Regions from separate parts of the Homo sapiens genome. Here region 2 is linked to region 1. Evidence: chromatin loops called from intact Hi-C (ENCODE). Cell type or tissue: CD14-positive monocyte. All regions are shown on one strand.

What was found. A loop is a pair of places that touch in the nucleus more often than their neighbours do. Peaks named below come from ENCODE experiments on the same cell type or tissue, not always from the same donor. Only the 100,000 strongest peaks of a DNase experiment are listed, where the experiment ranks them.
Region 2: a loop joins it to region 1, with 1.9 times the contacts of the local background. A loop is called at or near these places in 4 of 110 quality-filtered maps.

Annotation. Positions count from the first base shown.
Region 1 is chr16:23,801,401-23,806,400 of GRCh38, reverse strand. No RefSeq gene overlaps it. Among named protein-coding and RNA genes, the nearest start is that of PRKCB, 32 kb to the left of the region's middle. RefSeq lists a cis regulatory region at 2,497-2,903. In CD14-positive monocyte, CTCF peaks have their summits at 2,511, 2,713 (motif pointing left) and 4,836 (motif pointing left); DNase peaks (open chromatin) are centred at 2,710 and 4,800.
Region 2 is chr16:23,856,589-23,861,588 of GRCh38, reverse strand. All of the region lies in intron 2 of PRKCB (protein kinase C beta), which reads right to left. Among named protein-coding and RNA genes, the nearest start is that of PRKCB, 23 kb to the right of the region's middle. In CD14-positive monocyte, no CTCF peak of the experiment used is centred here; DNase peaks (open chromatin) are centred at 1,528, 2,878, 3,498, 4,998 and 1 weaker place; H3K4me3 peaks cover 4,361 bases; H3K27ac peaks cover 4,888 bases.

The sequences.
Region 1 (5,000 bases):
TGTCTGTAATCCCAGAACTTTGGGAGGCCAAAGCAGGCAGATCACTTGAGGCCAGGAGTTTGAGACCAGCCTGGCCAACATAACTAAACCCTGTCTCTACTAAAACAAAAAATACAAAAATTAGCCAGGTGTGGTGACACATGCCTGTAATCCCAGCTACTCAGGAGGATGAGGCAGGAGAATAGCTTGAGCCTGGAAGCCGAGATCGAACCACTGCACTCCAGCCTGGGTGACAGAGTGAGACCCTGTCTTAAAAAAAAAAAAAAATCCAGCTTCACACATTGTTGGTGTGAGCATAAACTGGTACAACTTCTTTGGAAGGAGATTCTGAAATAGCTATCAAAAATTAGAAATGAGGAAGAAAAAAAAATCCTTTGACCCAGGAACTCTAGTTTTGAGAATTTATCCTAGACATAAGCTGGAATCTGAGTAAAGATATTTGCTCAAAGTTATTTCTTTTGACATTATTAATAGTAGCAAAAGATGAGAAACAATGTTTCCCACTCAATGGGAGAGTGTTTGTTATATTACAGAACTTCCACAGAAGAATGCTACACAGCCATTTTTTTAAATGAGGTAGATTTTTATGGGCTCTGACATTAAGCAATTTACAAGTTGTAGCACTGGGGACATAAAAGTCTGTAGGTGACATACCCACTTGTGTAAAAAGAATGGAGGATGATATCCAGAGTTAGAGATTGAGATAGAGACACACACATAGAGACACTACAAAGATCATATCACAAGGAATTTACATAAGAGAACATTAATTGTAATTGTTTCTTGGGTGAAAGTAAGAGAGAAATTAGGTGTTCATTGTATACATTTTGTTACTCTGAATTTTACGATGTTATTTTTCTAGAAAATATTCAAATAAAAAATATTAGGAGAGCCGGGAGTGGTGGTTCATGCCTGTAATTCCAGCACTTTGGGAGGCAGAGACGGGAGGATCATTTAAGTCCAGGAGTTCAAAACCAGCCTAGGCAATATAGTGAGACCTCATCTCTACCAAAAATTATAAAATTGGCCAGACATGGTGGTGCAAGCCTGTCACCCCAGCTACTTAGGAGGTTGAAGTGGGAAAATTGCTTGAGCCCGGGAGGTTGAGGATGCAGCAAGTCAAGATTGTGCCACTGCACTCCAGCCTGGGTTACAGAGTGAGACCCTGTTTCAAAAAAAAAAAAAAGAAAGGAATTTTTAAAAAACATTTTTTTAAAATTTCCTTTCCTTTTTTTTCTCCCAGGTTCAAGTGATTCTCCTGCCTCAGCCTCCTGAGTAGCTGGGATTACAGGCATGAGCTACTGTGCCCGGCCAGAAAAAAATTTTTAAAAAGAAAAATATTTCCAGGTGCAGTGGCTCATGCCTGTAATCCCAGCACTTTGGGAGGCCGAGGCAGGCAGATCACCTGAGGTTAGGAGCTCCAGACCAGCTGGCCAACATGGGGAAACCCGTCTCTACTAAAAATACAAAAATTAGCCAGACGTGGTGGCACATGCCTGTAATCTCAGCTACTCAGAAGGCTGAGACAGGAGAATCGTTTGAACCTGGGGGGCGGAGGTTGCAGTGAGCCAAGATTGCACCACTGCACTCCAGCCTGGGCAACAGAGCAAGACCTCACTTAAAAAAAATTATATATATATATATACACACGTATATATATATACACACGTATATATATGTATATATATACGTGTGTATATATATATACGTGTATATATATGTGTATATATATACAAGTGTATATATATATACGTGTATATATATATATATACGTGTATATATATATATATGAGAGATGCCCAAGGGGGGAAAATAAAGTAAAACTCATGCATAATCCTAATTTATAGAAAATTATACAAAGTAAGACATAAAATCCCCCCGGGCTAATCACTGATAAATATTGCCTTCAAGTGCTTCCAGAATTGTTTCTGGGTTTACCCAAATGTAATTGAATAACATTTTGACTTTAATTTATGGATTTTTATACACTTTTCCTCTCCCCACTGTCTTTCCCCCAGCCAAGCAAGCAGAAAGTCAACTTTGAAAGTCCTAGTCTCTGAGGGGGTTTGTGGCAGGTCTGAAAAGCACAATAATCTCCAAGATGTCTTGGCTTTTGCCCTAAAAATCTAAGCCCATAGGAGAATGCAGAGGGTTTGTGGAAGAGCTAGAAAGAATGGAGGGATGTTTGCAGAAGTAAATGGCACTGAACAAAAGGAAGATGGTCATTTTATATTTTGTAACCGATACGAGATGTATTCCTGTCATTGGTATGTATGATTCCCCAAACACTGTTGCAAGGAACTAAGCAGGAGTGTTAGGATTCTGGGAGGTATTTACAAAATCAAATCTGTAAAGAAGGAGAGAGGGATAGAGGAGGAAGAGAGGGGTAGAGGAGAAGAAGGAAGAGGAAAGGAGAATTTAAAACCCAGCTAGTATGCCAAAAATGAGCTAAACTGAGGAGCTGAGTAATAAAACGATCAGATAAGAAAAAGAAAGTTCTGAACGAGATGAGACACAGCTTCCATTTAGTGCAAAGGACATGAAGAGGCAATTCACATGGCTTATAGACACGGGAGAAACCACTCGATCTCACACACAATTAAGGAGATGCACATTGAAACAATAATGAGATACCATTGTCTCCTATGGGACTGGCAAACAGGAGGTGGAGTCTGGCCTGTGAGCACCTCTGTGCACATCAGAAAGCAGCACCCCCTTCTGGGAGGATGTGCCTCGTGCCGGTGACCCGGGCGAGTTCTGGATTTCAGTCCTACTCCCTCGCAGCCTGGGTTTCCAAACAAGCTTAGAACCCTCTGCCAAATTATTAAAGGGTTGAGAGTTTAGAAGGAGATGTTTAGAAGGAGACAGAAAAACACTCTCCCACTCCTCAGAAAACGTTTTCTTGTTTTAACTCTGGCGTTCACACTATAATTCTAAATAATATGATTGTGCTTCTGTGTTTTGATTGATCAACTTAAAACCATATTGTCTCCATTGAAAAGAGCGAAATTTAGTTCAGCCTTATTATCCCCTTTTCCCTTGTTTCTACATCAGTTTTGTTTGATATTATTGTGGGTAAATTCCTGCGGTCACTGAATAAATATTTATTGAGAACCTCCACCTCTTTTCTGGGTGCTGGTTGTTCTAATGACTTTATTATTTATAACTTTTTAATTGCCTGCATGGCTTTAAATAATATACTTAATCATTTATTTTTTCTATTCTTATTCATATAAATTCAGGGTTTTTTTTGTTTTGTGCTTTTGCAAGTAATAGAAACTAACTACGACTGGCTTAAAAGGCATTGTAAAAAGAAAGATTATGGGATGGATACTGGGTATATTAACAGAATCCAAGGAAGGGCTGAACAACCAGGGCTTAGCAGGGCCAGCAACCAGGGCAGCTGCAGAAACTCAGCAGCAGGAATGTGCAAACTTCCTCCTAAGGGGCCACTTTTACATCTCTCATGTCAAAACCCTAAGCTCTGCTTCAGCTAGGGGTATAAGGTCATGTGGTATAGATACGGCTGCTGCTGCTGAGACCATTGCACAAAAAGGCAGATTAATTTTTTATTTGTTTTTTAGAGACAAGGTCTGGCTTTGTTGCCCAGGCTGGAGGGCAGTGGCATGATCATAGCTCACTGCAGCCTCAAACTACAGGACTCGAGTGATCCTCCCAATTCAGCCTCCCAAGTAGCCGAGACTACAGGCGTGCACCACCATGTCTGGCTAATTTTTTAATTTTTTTTTTTTTTTTTTTTAGAGACAGGGTCTTTCTATGTTACCCAGGCTGGTCTCAAACTCTTGGACTCAAGAGATCCTCCTGCCTTGGCTTCCCAAAGTGCTGGGGTTACAGGCTTGAACCACCGCACCCGGCAAGATTAATTATTGGATGACCATCTCTAGAATTGTGCCTATGACACAAATGTTCGTTGTTTTTTCATCAGAAGCTTGCTGAGTGAGAATGGGTTCAGGATCTGTTTGGAGAAAAAGCAGATAACACATCTCCCATCACATCCATGACAGAGTCCCTCTCTGGAAATCAGACTGCCTGTACCCCTGGTGTTTGGCTCTCTCTCCCTCAGAAAACATGGAAGTTTATTTGCACTCAATCGTCTGGGTCGATCCTCTCTCTCTCTCTTTTTTTTTTTTTTTTTTTTTTGTTTTTTGTTTTTTGTTTTTTTGTTTTTAATGTGGTCTTTGCTTTGGTAGACCAAACCTACAGACAATCTCTACAGAGGGAACTGCCAGAAAGTCCACCTCCTGGCCAGGCACAGTGGCTCACACCTGTAATCCCAACACTTTGGGAGGCCGAGGTGGGTGGATCATGAGGTCAGGAGTTCGAGACCAGCCTGGCCAACATGGTGAAATCCCGTCTCTACTAAAAAGACAAAAATTAGCCACGTGTGGTGGCAGACGCCTGTAATCCCAGCTGCTTGGGAGGCTGAGGCAGGAGAATCGCTTTAACCCAGGAGACCGAGGTTGCAGTGAGCCAAGATAGCGCCACTGCACTCTAGCCTGGGGGACAGAGCAAGACTCCGTCAGAAAGAAAGAAAGAAAGATAGAAAGAGAGAAAGAGAGAAAGGAAAGAAGGAAAGAAGGGAAGGGAAGGGAAGGGGGGGGGAGGGGAGGGGAGGGAAGACGGGAGGGGAGGGGAGGGGAGGGGAGGGGAGGGGAGGGGAGGGGAGGGAAGGGAAGGGAAGGGAAGGGAAGGGAAGGGAAGGGAAGGGAAGGGAAAAGTCCACCTCCTGCCTTGTGTGTTATTTTCCTGCCTGTGCACGAAAGCCCAGGTCTGCCCCCTGGTGGAAGCCACCAGACAACCTCAAGGAGGAAATTACTGCACTGCCCAGAAGGCGAAATGCCAGTTTCAGAGAGATACATGCCAATGCTTAGCCTAGAGCCTGGCACAGGCTAAGCACTATATACAGGGGTTCGCTCAAAAAAGAAAATAGATAGATCCTGTTCGTTTAAATGCATTGGCCTTAGGGTCACACCTACCTG
Region 2 (5,000 bases), 55 kb before region 1:
ATGGCAGAGCAAATAACTGAGAGGCGCTTGATGACAGTGTTAAGTCTTTGATTAAACCAACCCTGGAACCACCAGCCTCCTTGTTAGGCTCGCCAGATATTCTGTTTTTAAGAACCAAAGCAGGTCAGGCATGGTGGCTCATGCCTGTAATCCCAGCACTTTAGGAGGCGGAGGTGTGAGGATTGCTTGAGCCCAAATTCAAGACCAGCCTGGGAAACACAGTGAGACCCTGTTTCTATAAAAAATAAAATAATTAGCTAGGAATGGTGGGACATGCCTGTAGTCCCAGCTACCTGGGAGGCTGAAGTGGGAGGTTTGCTTGAGCCTGGGAGGTTGAGGCTGCAGTGAGCTGTGTTTGTGCCACTGCACTCCAGCCTGGGTGACAGAGCAAGACCTTGTCTCAAAAAAAAAAAAAGAACTAATGCATCCTATCTGAAACAACCTCCAGAATTGGAGAGCTAGTAACACTTGCTATAAATAGAAGGTGAGTATGAAGAACACAATGAAAATTTAAATTATTAAATTCTAGCAGGTACATAGCTCTGAGTCTGAGATTGCTTCATTCTTTTAGCTTAAAAGGGAGATTTGCATGCATTAGAAAGATGTTTAGGACATGATAGCACCAAACTAAGACACTCTCCTTAACCCGAAGAATTAAAAGAAAAAAACATTTTTTTCTTTTTTATACTGAGTCTCATTCTGTTGCCTAGGCTAGAGTACAGTAGCGCGATCTTGGCTCACTGCAACCTCTGACTCCGGGTCCAAGCAATTCTCCTGCCTCAGCCTCCCGAGTAGCTGGGAGTACAGGCACACACCACCATGCCCGGTTTTTTTGTTTTGATTTGTTTTGTTTCTTTTTTTTTTTAGTAGAGATGGGGTTTCACCATGTTCACCAGGCTGGTCTGGAATTCCTGACCTCAAGTGATCCACCCACCTTGGCCTCTCAAAGTGCTGGGATTACAGGTGTGAGCCACCACACGCGGCCTACAAGAGAATTTCTTTTAAAACTACGTAGTTCCATGTTGTTGAATACCTTACATCATTAAAAATCTTTGAGTGCCACCAGTAACATACTTCAGATATTTTAAAAATGCACCCCTGTATTAACAACTCCCAAACATTTACCTCTATCCCTGACTTCTCATGACTTCCAGTTGCCTTTGGGCACCTACACCCGGATATGGCACAGGCACCTCATCCTCAACATACCCAACGCATAATTCTCTATCTTCTCCCCCAAGCTTTCTCTTCTTCTTGTATTCTCTGCTGCTATTCATGATATTTCTATGTATCAAGCACCCAAACCCGGACTCCCTCAATAGGTGACAACATTTATAGTACTTTTTTTTGGTACTAAGTGCCAGGGTGCCACTGCATCTTACACAAGCACTAACATATTTGATCCTGACAACTCTTATTAGGTAGGTCCTATTATCATTCACCCCTTTTTCAAAATGAAGAAGCTAAGGATAAGAAATTTGCCTGGGGTCATGAGATTTGAATGCAGGTCTGTCTAATTCCTCTTTTTTTCTGCTTCACAAAGAAAATAGAAACCACCAAGCAAGATTTCTCAACTGGCCTCAAAACTTCATTTATTTCCCACCCATTTTCCCATCACTTCTCATTTTCACCTGTGCTCTCCCCTCCATGGGTCCTTCCCTTCCTTGACAACTCTCTCGCTCTCTCTCTTTCTCTCTCTCTCTTTCTCTCTCTCTCTCTCCTAATGCTGTCAACCTCACCCCCTTGAGAAGTGCCATGCTCCCTTTGGGAACCTGGAGGTCTTTCTCTCCTGCTTTTAAAGTTTCCTGCCTTTTCTCTGCCTCCTCCAAATTTTCTATTCTTCAAGCTAAACATCCCCGGGTACTTCAACTACTTCTTCCTGCCAAGTGTCTTCTCTCTCTTGCTTCTCCCCGCACCTCACTGACATTCTTCCTCTCTCTTTCACTGCTTCCTCTGCCTCAAAACCCAACTGAGAACTCAGGCTCCTCTGTGCAGCCTCCCCAGGACCCTGGGAGGTGAGCTGCTCCTGGCATTTCTCCCCCCTCTCCACCATTACAGCACACATCACACTGAGTTATCAATGTGTGATTTATGAGTCTGGCCTACAAGTTTAGGGGCTGCTTGAGGACAGAAAGCAGCTTCCCCCTGCCCATCACAGGGCGGCTGACTATGCCAGCCAGACCACGCTGTGCTATCACTCCTTTTACACTACTCTCTTCTGAGTGGACTTTGGAAAAGATACAAAGGAGGGATCTCACACTTTCCAAATCAGACCCCACAACTTGATATGCCACCTTCTGTGCCCTGGCCAAAGACTGACCAGGGATACTGGTGGAGTAGCTGAACCTGGACCTTCAAGCCTAGGAGTCAGACCACCTGGGTTTGTTGCCCTCTTCAACTACTTAGCTTAGAGACCAGTGGCAAGTTAATTAATGTCTCCTGGGATTTGTTTGTTTAGAGAGAGGGTCTCACTCTGTCACCCAGACTGGAGTGCAGTGGTGCCATCAAAGCTCACTACAGCCTCAACCCTCACAAGCTCAAGGGATCCTCCCACCTCAGCCTCCTAAGTAGCTGTGAATATAAGCACGAGCCACCACACCTAGCTCATTTTTTTTTATTCTTTGCAGAGATGGGGTTTCACTATGTTTCCCAGGCTGGAAGCTATTTAATATCTCTAAGCCTCAGTCACTTCATGAAGTTAATAATGAGATCAACCTCCTAGGGTGCTGTGGACATTCAATGAGATCATGTGTGTGAAGCATCCAGCTCAGTGCCTCAATAAATTAGTGCAGCTCTTCAGGGAAGTATTATTCCATGAAAGTGCCTGCTGTATGTAACCCTCTTCCTTCCAAGTGACTCAACAGCTTGCATAGTTCTCAGCCTGTCCTCCCAGCCTGGTAACTTAGGCATGAAGAAATCAGCCTACTGTGATCACGTGGCCAATGAAAGTCCTCAAACTAGAAGCCACTTTCTGAATTCCTTATTCAAGGCTATGGCTAAAAAAATCTACACATGTGCAAACTCCCCCACTGGGAAAAAAAAAAAACAGTTTGATGGAAGTATTCCTCCCACTAGAGAATTTCCCCTTCCTGTCAAATGTTGCCAGTTTCATTCATTGCTGTGGCAGGCACACTTTCCTGGCCATGAGAGATGGGCCTTATCACCATCCCGTATACCAGATCCTTCCTGGTTGCCATTCTGCCACACTCTTACGGGGCCTTCCTCACCATGGTGCTCCTCTGTGACCCCCGGAGCCCTTCACCTTGGTGAACAGACAGTCTGACTCGAATGGACCTGAATTCAATCTACGCTCTGCAGTTACTTAAGCAAATGTTTTATCTTCTCTAAGCTTGCTTTCTTATCTACAAAAGGGATAAGAATAGCAGCAAATCTTAGTGGAAGGTAAAGATTCAAAGGGATAAAGTTTGTGAAAATGCCCAGCTCATTGCAGACACTGAAATATTAGCTGCCTTCATCATCATCATCATCATCCTCATCATCAACGTCATTGTCACCATCAATTCTGAAGTTACACAATCCTAAAACCAAGTCTATTTTTGAATCCTAACTGTAACTTTGGAAAAATTTCTCAATTCTTTGTGCTGTTTTCTCAGCATAAAATGGCAACAATAACAGTAGCAGCCACACAGGGCTGTTGTGAGGATTAAATAAGTTAATACATGTAAAGTACTTAGAACAGTGCCAGTCACCGAGTGAGTACTCAATAAATGTCAGCTCAAGTTAATGGCATTTGAAATCTTTGAAGACATCCAGGAAATGGAAAATTCCCTTGGCCTCTCTGTCCAATGAATAGAGATCCTTCTAGGGACTGCAGACGCACGTGCGCACACACCCACACACACACACACACTCTCTCTCTCTCTCTCACATCCTCAAGCAGGGACAAGCCTAGCCCGGATTTCATTTTTTTCTTGGACTTGACTTTTCGTCCCATCTGGAGTGCCCTGGCCCCCCTATGGCCCTTGGGCCCCAAATCAGAGACGGCCAGAAGGGAAACACAGAGAGGCCAGCTGTCATGTGGGCCCCCACCTATCAGGCACACCAGAGAACATAAACACACACTGAATCCCAGCCCTTGGAAGTCTCGGCTGGAGGCAACCCTCAGCAGAGTCCCACCATGGGGATCTGACCCACCTCCGTGCTGGCATACTGTTCCCACATCTTCTGGCGGCTCTCTGCAGCCCCTAAACACCTCCTCCTCCCTCCCTCTGTGCTGATTCTGCTCATAAAACACTTCTTTCTCAACCCACATTATCCCCCAGGATAAGCAGCTCCTTCTCTCTGCAGGAGAGGGACAGTTCTCCGCCAGCATTCGACACAGCTCTCTGACACTTCACCCGAGTGACAGGTCAGGCCAGGCAGTTCCGCCAAAACCAATCATTCCATTTCTAAAAACCTCTTATACCATACTTAAAATTCTATTTGGAAAAATAACTTTTGTCTGTGATATGTTAAAGCTGAAAGATGATAATAAAAATTATCTTGGGACATGGTGATGGGGTAAGAATAAAACTTCTAATTATAAAGAATTCAAAGCACTACATTTATATCATCTCTAAAGATTAAAAAAAAAGCCTCAACAGTCCATGGGCCAAGTTCATGAGCCCCCAGAGCCTCTTCTCTATATATTTCACAGTGATATTCGAACTACATTGACAGTTACCTGCAGTAAGAGACACATTTTACATTTTGACCCAGTTCACTCATGGCTATATATGTTTATATCAAATAAAAATTGTATGAGGCCAGGAGTAGTGGCTCATGCCTATAATCCCAGTACTTTGGGAAGCCAAGGTAGGAGGACTGTTTGAGCTCAGGAGTTTGAGACCAGCCCGAGCAACATAGGGAGACCCTATCTCTACAAAAAGTTTTAGAAATTAGCCAGGCATGATGGCATGTGCCTCAAGTCCCAGCTACTCATGAGAATGAGGTGGGAGGATCTCTTGGGCCTGGGAGGTTGAGGATACAGTCAGCTATGA